2 separate regions of the Homo sapiens genome follow, and region 1 is linked to region 2. The links are chromatin contacts, found by Hi-C or POLR2A ChIA-PET in ENCODE. All regions are on one chromosome and are shown on one strand. Each heading gives the region's core, a stretch centred on a gene start or an enhancer-like site at or near the end of the contact. The rest is flanking DNA. Distances are from core to core; before and after follow the strand shown. Region 1 has its middle 9.1 kb from the start of SYT9-AS1. Region 2 overlaps PPFIBP2 (PPFIB scaffold protein 2).

Region 1 (6,429 bases), core at 911-3,410, 60 kb before region 2:
AATAATTGGAAAAAAAGTCCCACAAGTCAAGAAAGTACCCCAAGGAAGACTTACAGGACAACTTCCAAGGCAAATGGGAAAAGAGAACATTGGCAATCTAGGAGCTGCAGGAGAGAGCCCTGGTCTTCATCCCTAAGCCCAGGATGAATGTGAGGCAAAAATAGTCTCTGTTCTTTTGGAGGAAGAAAAAGCGAGTGAGCAAGCAAGCAAGAGAGAGAGAAAGAGATAGAGAAAGAAAGAAAAAGAGGGAGGGAGGAAGGGAAGGAAGGGAAGGAAGGGAAGGAAGGGAAGGAAGGAAGGAAGGAAGGAAGGAAGGAAGGAAGGAAGGAAGGAAGGAAGGAAGGAAGGAGCAAGCTCTGAGCAGTGCCACAGACCTGCTTCCAGTGTCCCTGATATAAAGCTCTCTTTGCTCAGTCTCCCAAGAGAACAGATCAAGCTTCTCCCAAGGACTATGGCAGGAACCCACTTCCTTCTTCCACTCAAAAGACTTGTCACTTGCTGCTGGGATCCCTGGGCATATGGGCTGCAAAATTCAACTAGCTGCGTGATCACCTCTGTCACCTCACTCCCTGGTGTCTTCCCACTTGTGTCCAGGAGCTCTGGGCCTGGGAAGGATTAACAACAAAGATTAAAGATGGCCCACAAGGCCTCAGAGGATCAGGAGCCAGCCCTGAAGTCCAGAAATTTTGACTAAGCCTCTGTCATTAGGGTCTCCCAGCTCATCCATAGGCTAATGCCAAACTTTCACAACAGCTAGTGGTTCTCATGACACCTCCTCCTGGTAGAAAGGAAAGAATAAGTCAAAAGGACCTGGGCCACAGATTCTGTCCTCTTGAGTCATTGATTTTGCCTCCCTAAACTATATCTTAAGATAGATTACTCTGTGAAAGCTGGATGACCATTGCCAGACAATTTAAAAAGTATATATATCAATATGAAATGGATTGATGATAATATTGCATATTATAGTTTATAGCACATGGATGGTATTGCTTTTATCCATTTTCTTTATTTTTTGAAAATTGAATTTGTGATTTTAAACATTAAAGATAATAGAAAAATTAATTTTTTGGCTCAATACTAGATTTATTATAGCTATTATTCCAATAATTTATTCATTGAATTAAAGTTATTTCAAAACCATTTGACATAGGAATATTGATAGTTTTTTTTTCTACCAAGTGAACATCATCTTCAAGACATTCACACAATTTAGATAAAATTCCTTTTGCACAGCAGCTGTATCCAGAGGCTTGATCTTGGATTTAGATTTAAATTTATCAAAGAAAGGCAGTTTTTAAAATTTGCCTAATTCAAAGCTCAAAGACTAATGAAATCCTTTCTTCAAATACCTGAAGACATTTGTATTCAGGGCTCTAGAGATGAGCTTATGAACTCTATAAACAACTGGTAAGTAAACCTTCCAGAAACAAGTTTTACCTTTATAGCAGTACCCTTCTCTGCTGGTACCAATTATCCCTCCTAAAGGACTACTTCTATGTGTGAAGCCTCAGTGGGACCCATTGCCCCTCAGTGGGCCTTTTCTGGCTTTGAAAAGAAAAGACCCCAGCATGGTCCTCAAGTCTTCTGATGTTTATATAAAGACGGCAGGTCCTTGTAGAAGTGTTTATATAAATTAGGAAAGATTCCCCCACCTACCTTCAACTTATGACCTTCTTTGACTCCAGGGAACAAGGAAAAATCACTAGTTTGGGAAAGGTAGCTTTCAGTCTTGAAGCTGTAATTATACAGGGGTTAATGACTGGGAAGGAAGATTAAACTTTTACTCACTACTTGAAATTATTCTAGTGCATGATCTCACTTCTTTGGGTTCTAATCCTAAATTATTTGCCCTATTCTGGTAGTTGGACATAGTGGTGGAGACCAGCTGGCTCCTAGAAAGTACAAAGGGAACTCCACCCAGTTACCACCAAGCACAGTGCAGGTTGGAGACAGCCTTTTCCTGAGGTGGGGCTGAGGACCTGCTCTGCCACTGACCAATCCTGTGATTTCCAGGCCTCACCTTCCTAGACACTCTCTGCTGTCAGGGATCCTGCCAGACACTTGTCAGCCCCTGGTGCAGCCAGGTCACGGCCATATCTGAGGGATAAACAGCACTGCACCTGTGACTATACTTGGCTTCTACCCTTCTGGGCTTAAGAGGACTTTGGCAATCCCCAAAGGACTCAGACACAGCATGACCATGGGAAACCCCTGCCTAGAACTTCCTGCCTTGGCCCAGCCCATCACTGGTTTTTACATAATGGTGCTTGGCATTTCTAGGCCACTGTACACATATACACACACAAGCACAAATGCAATTATTGTGCAGGAACAGCTGCAAAGAGGCTGGTGCAGGGCTCCATGTCCTTCCTGAAAGTGGCTGAGGGGAGCATGGTCCTACCACAGCTGGGAGACTTGACTTTGTGCATCCCTTTATAGAAAGAAGCTCTCTGACTCTTACAGAAGTTGCTGCATGGGAATGCCAGAGATAAGGCACCTGCCTACCTAACACAGTAGTTTAGTCTTCTGAGAAGCCTCCTGTCTCCTTTGATACCTGTGACCCTCAGTCATGGCAGCTCCTCCATCAATTTATCCAATGTGAGGATGGATGACACTCACCTCCATAACCCAGTCTGCAGCCAGGAAAGTGTCAGTAGAGGTGACCCCACCTTTCCAGGCCCATCATATGTGGGTCAAGAAAGGATCATGTCCAAGACCACAGCATTAATGTTTAATAAGGCTTCCATTTCTATTGAAAAGTTGTCCTTCACCTGCAGTGTTTGCAACTGATTGCTAGCCTGAGGAACACTGGGCAAGACCAAGATGCATCATAGTGTGGTGGACAGAGCCATGAGCTGGGGCTGGGTCCCAGAGCTCTGCTCCTGCCGCTGAGGCTGAAACCACCCCTGCTGGTCACAGTTTCTTCTCACATGAGGAAGGGTTGGCCTACTATGTTCTATGCTCTTCCACCTCTGGTGTCTGTGTGTCTGTGAATCTAGGGAACTGCTTGTGCCCAGCACTGAGGAAACCGGGCACCTGGGGTGGGATCTATGCAATCCTAGACACACGCTGCCAGAAATCCAAGCACAGGCTAACTCTGGAGGGTAGGTTTTGGTGATTTCCACAGACATCAGCCGTCTCTTTACCCCCTCCATTGTTTCTTAGTTTCCCCTTCAATGGGTTTTCATTTTTAATAAATGGAAAGGAATTTGACTTTGAGATTGTCCTGAAAGCCCTTGTAATGACCAGTGATGTCTAGCATGGATTATAAAATGACAACTGGCCCACTAAACAGAGGAAATTCCATTTTGAGTTAAATACCAAAATAAGTTCTTTCAATATACCCTAAAGAGTTCACCACAGTCCTACAGGTAAGCCAGATGGATGAGAGGAGGGCAGCAGAAAGGAGAGCCTCCTGGATGGGGAGCTTGTGCACAGAGAAGCAGGTATTAGATGAAGAAAAGACAGAAAGACAATCTGTGTGGTTGGTTCACATTTGGGGCAGGAAACTGGGACCCACAGGGAGGGTGCTGGGCCCCTCCTGCCCTAGCCTACTTCTTTAAGAACCAACCTGTGATCCCTCCCCTAGGGCAGTGATAGAAATCTTCATCCTAGGAAGCTCATGCCTCTGTCCCCAGTTCATGCCACTCTGTGCTTCTGAGAACATCAAGACAGAGGTGTCTGGAGTATCAAAAGCAAAAACCTTCCTTCTCCACACTGCATGGCTCACACAAGCCAGTGCTGTCCACCCACCAGGCCTGTGTGTGCACCAGACTGAGACGTGGATTTCCAGGGCCCTGACGCTCTATTGACTGCAAGAACCATCATGCTTGTATCTCAGCCTATGTTTTTGAAAATCAAACTACCCATTCCATTATCCATTTAGCAAGAATATCAATCAGACTTATTGGGTGAGGAGGGGAGAAGGGAGAAGGTTTGTGGGCAGTACTTTTTCTAGATGGAATACGTTCTCATTCAAGTCTAAAAAGGAAAAGGACTAGTACCTTGGTCATAGTCAGATGACTACCTGAAAAGCCTCTGGCCTTTAGTAGCTAAAGGCTCTGAAACCAATAGTTTGCACAAACATTGACCCAATATTGGATCTAGGACACTGAACAAAAATCACCCAAGGAGGAACTCTCTGGGAACAGCAGGTAACCCCTCAGCTTTATGTCCTAGGGCTCCGTTCCCACCAGAAAAAAAATGTTTATAGAACCCCAGAGACCTAACTTGGGAACCTGTGCAGCACAGACCAAGGGTATGTCCTATCCTGGGGAGACACAGAGCCCAGAGAAGACCCAGCCTTCCCACCCATGCCAGCCAGCCCTGGCCCTGGGGTGTACTTCCCTTCACCTGCAGGGAAGAAGCCAGGTGACCATCAAGCAACATGACATCATTTCCTGGCCAGCAAGCCTTCTCCAGCTGCAGCCACACCTTCCATACCTCTGGATTCACTAATCCACATCCCACCCCCATCAGCAGCTCTCAGTAATCAATCAGTCCCCTTCCCTGTAACCTTCCCACTATTCACTCCCAGGGCCTCCCCAAGCTGTGTGGATGTAAACAAGATTTCAGAAGCCCTTGGCAGAGATATGGTTACCAGGTGCTGAAGAAACAGAGACTCAGAGTAGGCCACCTGAGCCCACCCAGCCACACCTGGCATACCCAGCATTTGGCTAGTGCCAGTTAGGACCAGATACTCAGCCTCCAGGGAGAATAAGTTCATAGGAAACTTCCCAAGTGAGTTCAAAAGCCAAACCAGAATGATCACAGTGAGAGGTGTGAGCATTCTAGGGACCCCGGCGCACATGGTTATTTTAAAGAGCAGAGTGAGGCCATTCCACCAAGTGCATGTGGGGCAGGCAGCTGTCCCATCCTGGGGGCTGTGGGAAGGCAGGACCAGGCTCTTCACTTCAGGCAGAGAATGCACCACTGCTAATCACTGAGAGATTTCGGACCACAGGGCATTTCCAGTAAAGCATAGGGAGTTGAGGGAGAATGTTCAGAACTGAGAAGACTAGACTGTGCTCTGAGTAGACTGAGGCTAAGAGTGAGCAAAAAGGGTAAGAAGAGGTGAATGGCTAGGTGCAGTAGCAGATGCCTGTTGTCCTGGCTACTCCTGGAGGTTGAGGTGGGAGGATTGCTTGAGCCCACGAGTTCAAGGCTGCAGTGTGCTATAACAGCACTTGGGAGGAGCCACTGCATTCAAACCTGGGCAACATAGTGAGGCTCCACATTGAAGAAGAAGGAAGAAGAAGAAGGAGGGAAGAGGAGGAGGAGGAGGAAGGAGAAGGAGAAGAGGAAGAAGAGATTGGAGGAGGAGGAAGGAGGAGGAGGAAGAGGGAATGGGGGAAAAGGTTGCATTTTGGGGAACTTCTCACTTATGTCAAATCATAGGAAGCAGAATAGACTAGAACCCCCTCTCTCTCCACCATGTGAGAATATAGTCAGAAGTCTGCCATCTGAAAGCCAGGACAAAGGTCCTCACCAAATCTGCCAGCACCTTCATCTTGGTCTTCCCAGCCTCCAGAACAGTCAGAAATAAACATTTGTTGTTTAAGCCACCCAGTCTATGGTATTTCGTTATAGTAGTCTGGACAGACTACGTTGGTGACACAGCAAACTGTGTGTGGAGATAGAAGGTAACTAAATGTATATCTGACAAGAATTGGAGATATCACAAGTATTTACTTATGACTGTCATTTTTGACCGTCAATGTAAACAATGTTATCAGCCCCTAGTTTTACGGGGCCTTCTAGAGGGCTCTCTCCTGACTCCCTAACACAATTAATTGAAGATTTTTAAATGATTCCCCAAATATATATCATTATCCACTAGAAAAATGTTCACTTGCTTCAACATCCTCTTGCCCAAAACTTCTCAGTCAGAAAACTGTTCTTAATATCGAATTTAAACTCCTTCTTCAATACATCTATTCCTTTTATTCCAACCTGAAGCAGAATTTAGTCATGAAATTCCACAGATTGCTCCCTATAACTCCACTCTCACATCTTTCTCTTTTACATAACCCAAAGATTTGGAAAGACAAGAGTAGACAATAAGCAAATGAATATATCTGGGAGAACATTATAGTACTTAAGAAAGAACACTGCTTCATGCCCACTCAGCACCTCTCACTCATGTGACCTCACAACTGGATTCTCTTACACTATTTTCTGAGTGTGTGTGTGTTCTAGTAATTGTAAGTTCCTGAAAGGCAGAGCCATGTCTTCTAATTTTCATAGCACTTTGGCTCAAGAAGTCAATAAAGACATGTAGCCATAAGTTGGCACACTTATTAAAACCATTCTTATTCTTTACTTTCAATAAAACCAGACTCCTAAGGACCCTAGCTCTGATTTTCATACAGACTGACAGATACTAACTCTGAAATTTGTAACAATTAATTTGGTATTTGAGGCCTG
Region 2 (6,684 bases), core at 3,835-6,334:
AGGGACCGATACAGTTCAGTAAGCATTTGCTGAGAGCCTGCCCATGCAGGGGTGTAGAGTGGGTGCTGGGATACCTGCATGAAAGGACAACATTGTTTTCACAGATCACATGTTCAAGCTCTGAGCAGGTGGGTGTTGGTGAGGACTGCCTGCTCAAGTTGGGGTTCTTATGCGTATATCTAGTACAGTCAGCCAGTCTTTGTTGCTGAGCAGGTCTGCCCAGGGCCCAGTTCTCCATCCAGTTTGGCCTTCCTCCTGGAGCTCAGAACTCAGATCTAGCCCTGGTGGCCACGCCTTGCTTCTGTCCTCAGGGTGGACCCAGGGTCCTTCAGACTTCCTAATGGGAGGCTTTTCCTCAGCCTGGAGAGAAAAGTTGAGACCACCTGCGAGGCAATAGTAACCACTGAGAAGACAGAGGAAATATTCAGAGGAAGAAGTTGGGGGAGCATCTGGGCTGCAGTGACGCAGGATTTCATGTTAACAGGAGACAATGTGGGAGGAAGCTCTACCTCCTTGTCCTACCACTTAATAAGGTACACTGTGAGAACCCGTTAAAGGCTCTTCCAGGGTCACAAATCCAGTCCTCAAATGTTATGATTTATATTTAAAAGAGAATTTTAGATAAGCCAAGTGACAGCTGAATGGGAAATGGAGTTAATGAGACAGATCTTATCGGCTCCATGAAAAATGCATCTCATTACATCACTGTTACACATCGTATATGGAAACCTTCCCTCAGTAATTCCTGGAGTGATTGCCTGTCTGGCTATCGGTGTCCCCAAAGAGTGTGGTGTCCACTGAGAATAACCGGGAGGCCTTTCTCAGATACCAGTACGGCTCAGCCATCTTCTCTCAAGGCCATCTCTAGAGTTATTATGGGCTCTCTTGATGCCAGTGCATGGAGCCAGGGACTGCTGCACCGAGGACAAAGCCAGCCAGCCATGAACGTGGTCAAGACTTGGCCCTTCCCCTCCCTAACCCTACAGAGCCCAGTTCAGCTTTAGCCTCCATGTTTGAGGCCTCCCAAAATCCATTTCCCCAGCGGTGTCTTCTCTGTCAGGTACCTGCCCCTGGGATGGCCCCTGAGCCTCATAACTCGGCCTGTTCACTGTTCCTAAGCAGGTCACCTTGTGACCCTCGTGGAATGGCTGAGGAAGGAACCGAGGGGCTGTAAGAGTGGCCGTGTGATCCCTAGGAAACCTTCAGCTCTGGAAGGCCCTGTGGCCCTAACCTTGCCCTGTTTTGTCAGGTACTGCTAGAGAGACGCAGAAAACCTGGAGCATGTGTGCTGTTTGAGCTGCTGTATCCCAGGGTCTGCCACTTTGGGGGCTACCTGCAAGAGATTTGGCAACTTCTCAAAGGAACTCAACATCATGGTTGTTGTTTTTTTAACCCTGATCCCAACATTTAGGCCCTGATGAAGGGTCTTGGCCAAATCCATCTTCTGGAATAGTACAGTTGGGAACATGTTCTCTGATGTGGAGAGGCAGAGTGTTACATACTTACTGGGCCAGGCACTGAGGTGGGTAGTTTATTCTGTCCTCTTTCTTAACCCTCTGACTAACCCTGTGTAAGGCAGATATTATATCCATTACATAGTAACCTGAGAGGTTAATGTCCATATTACCCAAGGCAAAAAACGAATCCAGCTCATAAGTAGTGGAGCAAGGATTTAAGCCCAAATCTGTCTGACTTTGCTATGGTCTGAATGTTTATGTCTCCTAAAAATTCATATGTTGCAATATAATCCCCAAAGTGATGGTATTAGGAGGTGGGGCCTTGGGAGGTGATTAGGTCATGAGAGTGGAGCCCTCATGCTTGAGATTGGTTCCTTTATAAAGAGGCCCCAGAGAACTAGCTGGTTTCTTCCACCATGTGAGGACATAGCTGGAAGGCACCATCTGTGAACCAAGAAGCAATCCTGCTCCAGACACTGACTCTGCTGGTGCCTTGATCCTGGGCTTCCCAGCCTCCATAGCTGTGAGAAATACATTTCCATTGTTTGTGAGCTACCTTCCCAATTTATGGTAATTTTGTTAAAACAGCCTGGACAGACTAAGACAAAGCTTGGGCTCTTTCTGCTGCATGCTGCTCCTCTCTTTCTTCAGGGGAAGAAGCACCTCACTTGGGAAGAAAGGAGCCTCAGAAGGCTTGAGGCTGGGGGTATGGGGACCCAGCGTCTATACTACCCCTTCTGTGGCCATTTGGAGTCACATAGACCTCTGTAATTTTCACTTTTTCCTTTGATTCTGAGGAACTGTTTGGGTATCTTCTATAGGGGAATAAAGACTCTGCTTTATGGAAAGGAAGAGCTGAGAAAGATGGGAGAGAGGTCCCAGGAGATCATTAGACCTTCCCACTCCCCTGGAGTCCAGCTAACAAACTTCCAGGAGCAAAACCACTTGGGCCTGCAGGGAAGGGGCTACCTAGTACAGTGTCATTCTCCAGCAGGCCTGTCTTTGGCCTGCAGGAACACTTGTGCAAGTGGGGGATTCCTAGATCACTTTTCTTGGGAAAGTCCCTAAACCACTTTCTGGCCTCTGAACTCTTAGGGGAGGGAAGTGATCCAAGTGGCAAATATCTTGTGACTGGCAAGCCAAGGTTAGGGACCAACCCTTCCCCTGCCTCCCCACATGCTGGAGCTTTTGAACTGAGTTGAAGATAGCTGGGCCCAGGGCTCTTGGCCCTTGAATGCAGCTTGACATCTGGTCAGGCTGCAGGATCTTAGGGTTTCCTCTTTGTAGCATCCTAAAATCTGGCCTCACTAAATGGTCTCGGTCCAGAGGTGGGATTCGACTTAGAGCTGACTTACAAAGAATACAGATAAAGGAATATTGGGAACTGTGCTTACCTTGATGTGGTTTAAGGTCTGAGGATGTGAAGAAAGTCTCTCCTGGATTAAGAGGGAAGGGGAACACCAGTGGGTCAGGATAGAGGCCGACAGCCCTGGAGAGGAGGCTGCCTTCTTCCCATAACTTTCCCAGCTGCGTGTGTAGGATCAAATGGGGGTGTGTGTTAGTTTGCTTGGGCTGCCATAACAAAGTACTGGGGGGCTTACACAACAGAAATTTATTTTCTCACAATTATGGAGGCCAGAACTCTAAGATCAGGGTGTTGGCAGGGTTGGTTTCTTTTGGGGCCTCTCCTTGACTTTTATTTATTTTTTATTAATTTTTTTTTTCTTTTTGGAGATGGAGTCTCACTGTGTTGCCCATGCTGGAGCGCAGTGGCACGATCTTGGCTCACAGCATCCTCCACCTCCTGGGTTCAAGTGAATCTCCTGCTTCAACCTCCTGAGGAGCTGGGATTATAGGCATGTACTACCACACTTGGCTAGTTTTTGTGTGTGTGTTTTTAGTAGAGATGGGGTTTCACCATGTTGTCCAGGCTGGTCTTGAACTCTTGGCCTCAAGTGATCCACTCACCTCGGCCTCCCAAAGTGCTGGGATTATAGGCATTAGCCACCATGCCCAGCCTCTCCTTGACTTTTAGATGGCTGTCTTCTCCCTTTGTCTTCACATGGTCTTTCCTCTGTACCCATGTGTCCTAATCTGCTCTGCTTTTAAGTACACCACCTATTGGATTAGGGCCCACCCTAATTATCTCATTGGAATGTAATTACCTCTTTCAAGACCTTATTTCCAAATATAGTCACATTCTGAGGTACTGGGGGTTAGGACTTCAACATAAGAATTTTGAGGGTGTGGGTACAATTCAGCTCATAACAGGGTGTTTCCAAAATCCTCATTGAACAAGGCTCAGTGTCATGGTGAAGCATGGAGAGGCACTTACTACTGATCCTGCCAACCTTGGGACCAGGAGAGGATGGTGGACCCAGCTAGCTAGTGGAGGAAGCCTGACTGGCCTCGTCCAAAGGCTCAGCTCCAGGCCGAGCTGTTTACTTGTAGTCAGGCTCTCTGGCAGCAGTAGTTTCTGTGCAGTGTCTTCATCTGGCTCCCGTGTGGCCCTCGGAACTCCAGTGAACACAGAGCTGCTAATACCCTCCAGCCCAGGCCTTCGGGGGAAGCCTCCTTCTCCTCTGATGGAGGCAGAGGCCAGGCTGTTGTTGACAGTGCACACAGGCCTGTCTTTAAAGAAATTCTTTGGTCTTCTACTGACTTAACTTTTTTTATTGCAAGGGGAAAAGCATTGCATTGAATCAAAATTAAACTGTTCAACAAATGTTGAAATGAAGGCTCAAATTACAGAATACATTTTGATTAATTCAATTAGTGTTTACCTCCAGCCTGCCAAATTCTGGGGCCTATTCCTCAGCAGGCAGCCAGGGAGGCTCGTAGGAGGGAGTTGGCTATAGGCAAAAGTTACGCACGCTCCAGCTAATAGAGAAAACTTACCAATTCATATCTGTTTTTTTTTGTTGTTGTTGCTTAGCATTCTAAAATAATGGAATAGGGAGAAGTGCCTGGTTTTATTATCTATTAGGGGAAGTGACATCCTTTTTTCTCATTGGTCCTTCAGGAATACAATTGCATCCATCAGTTATGTCTCTCACTCATGCCAGGCCCAAGCGTAAGTTCCCCTTATGGTAGAGACGCTTTCACCTCTGAATATCTGGCTGTAAGAGAGAAGGGACCCCAGGTGTGGAGAAAGTTCGATGAGAGAGGCTGTCATGGATAGCCCCCAATCCTTCTTTCAGAGTGCTGGCCAAGGTTACATGCCCAGCCTCCCTTCACTTTCCACTCAGGTACACAAACACTTAACATTTTGTGTCAACAAACATTTACTGAAGGTCCTGTGCCAGGTTCTTTGCTGGGCTCTGAGGATAGAAAGGTGAATGGAGCATACTCCTTGCTCTCTAGCAGTTAATCTAGACAGGGAGGCAGACACATTGAGAAATAATACAAATTATTATCATCTTCATAAATAATATAGACAGCTCTGACGATAAAGGTGTGTACCAGATATGACAGGAGCAGAGCTGAGGCATCCAGCACCTTCAGGGATGAGGGGTAATGGTGTTAGGAAAGGTTTTCTGGCAGTGGTCATTTGGATAAGGCCTTAGCATGGGTGGGATTTGAAAGTAGAGATGGAGAAAAGCACCCACGTAGAGGAAGTACAGAAAATGGGGTATTTCTGTATGCGAGGGTAGGACGTGGTCCAGTGAAGCTGGAACTCAGAGTGGTGAGGACTATAGCGGGGAAGGTTAACTGTATTAGAGGACTTTGGCAGAGCTGCAAAATGCAGCTTCTCTCCTGAAAGCACTGTGAAGCCGAGGAATGTTTGAGAGCAGAGGAGCATGTCATGAGCTCCATGGAACATGTCTTGCCTGCACAGGGAAAGAAAGACAGATTGCAGGGAAGTTGGCTAGAGGTAGAAAGCCCAGAGGAAGCAGCTTTTGCAATCTGGCTGAGAGATGATGAGGTTCTAAACTGTGGTGAGGTGAGAGGTAAGGAGAGTTTGGTGGAATGTTAGGACCTATTCAGGGAGTTTGAATGGCACTGTAGAAAGAGCACCAAATGAGTCATCAGGAACTTAGGTTCAAATCTCAGTTCTGCTGGAAGGGAAAGTAGAATTCTCTGCCCCCTGCCCTGAAAAGTCCACATCCCCAGGTGGTGGTTTGGTTTTTTGTGTTAGCCTGTTACTATAAAAAGAATTCAAATGTACACAGAAATAGAAATAGTAAAATGCATCCTCTTACCCATCATTTAGCTTAACCTCTTGCTTGTATTATTTTTTAGGGGGGCAATTTTTGAGATGAAGCTTTTTGGAAATATTCACTTTGAGGTTGCATTTGAAGCATTTCTCTGAATCTGTTTATGATCTGGTTGAGGCAATGAAATAATTTCACGTCCATTTGTTCCTCCCTGGAGGTAAATTGTGTGTATGCATGTGTGTTCTTTGCTGTAAGAAGGAAAATGAGGGTAGCTTCCCTTGAAGGGTAAGTTCTGGGGCTGAGGAGGCACATTGCCAACCGGGTCCTGTCAGGGGCATGAGGCTCTCTGTCTGCTGTGGGGGCAGGTGTGGTGTGGACAGGGGAGAGAATGGAGGTAAGGACTACCACAGGTCAGACACCCTTATCCATTCACTGGGAGGGGCTTGTTGCCCAGAGCTTAATTCACACTGACCAACCTGACAAGGCTGGTCCATAAGCCAGACACCAATTTAATTTACTCTGGCAGGCATTGTGCAGTGGCCACAACGCAAATGCCTGCTTTCCCAGACCGCCTTCCTGGCCTTACCCCACCTGGCAAAATGAATTACAGCATCATCCGCAGGTTGCTGGGGAGCCATGCTCTCAAATAGAAGGCACCATGTGCATTGCAGGTGCATCACTACAGGCCCTGATGGGACCTCATAGGCTCTTTCTGGTGCAGGCCACTTCCTTTGCCAAGGTGGCTCTAGGGAGAGGGGAGGATGGGCTGAGCTGCACATGCTCAGTTCCTTCTTTCATTTCCACCATCAGATACTGAGCTGTTTCCCAGGGGAGGAAATCCTGGAAAGAGAGGAAGTTAGTATCCTCCCATTGGGTCTTGCCCATGACAACATGAAGCAGAAACTAAATGGAGGTGGGAGCCCATGTCTCAGCCAAGATTCATTTCAACAGGCAGGGGTGGGGATGCTGTCATAGAGAAAACTTGCCTGAGCATTGAAAAATTAGTTTTGATGGACAGAGATTGGGGAAGGGGCCTTTAGTTGAGGAAACAGCATGACAAAGGCACAGTG

Evidence for each region. Hi-C counts contacts between places; a loop is a spot of excess contacts on that map. ChIA-PET counts read pairs that join two places held with the same protein, here RNA polymerase II (POLR2A). Pooled maps may share reads with other maps.
Region 1: a pooled map shows a loop between it and region 2 (1.8-fold over the local background). The contact joins two enhancer-like sites. A Hi-C loop is called at or near these places in 2 of 168 maps with a recorded cell type or tissue (B cell and Caco-2) and 2 of 50 pooled maps. POLR2A ChIA-PET finds 5 or more read pairs at or near these places in 3 of 52 experiments (BJ, GM12878 and activated B cell).

What each region holds. Positions count from the first base shown.
Region 1 is chr11:7,471,756-7,478,184 of GRCh38, forward strand. No RefSeq gene overlaps it. Among named protein-coding and RNA genes, the nearest start is that of SYT9-AS1, 9.1 kb to the left of the region's middle. RefSeq lists an enhancer at 2,063-2,292. Within about 2 kb of position 2,161, at least 2 of the 41 ENCODE cell types and tissues checked have a DNase peak (open chromatin) inside an H3K27ac peak, as active enhancers do; they include B cell and GM12878, where a contact is called at or near this core.
Region 2 is chr11:7,528,666-7,535,349 of GRCh38, forward strand. All of the region lies in intron 1 of PPFIBP2 (PPFIB scaffold protein 2), which reads left to right. The region is part of intron 1 of LOC124902806 (leucine-rich repeat extensin-like protein 5); the gene reads right to left. Among named protein-coding and RNA genes, the nearest start is that of PPFIBP2, 18 kb to the left of the region's middle. RefSeq lists enhancers at 226-275, 2,470-2,639. Within about 2 kb of position 5,085, at least 4 of the 41 ENCODE cell types and tissues checked have a DNase peak (open chromatin) inside an H3K27ac peak, as active enhancers do; they include B cell and GM12878, where a contact is called at or near this core.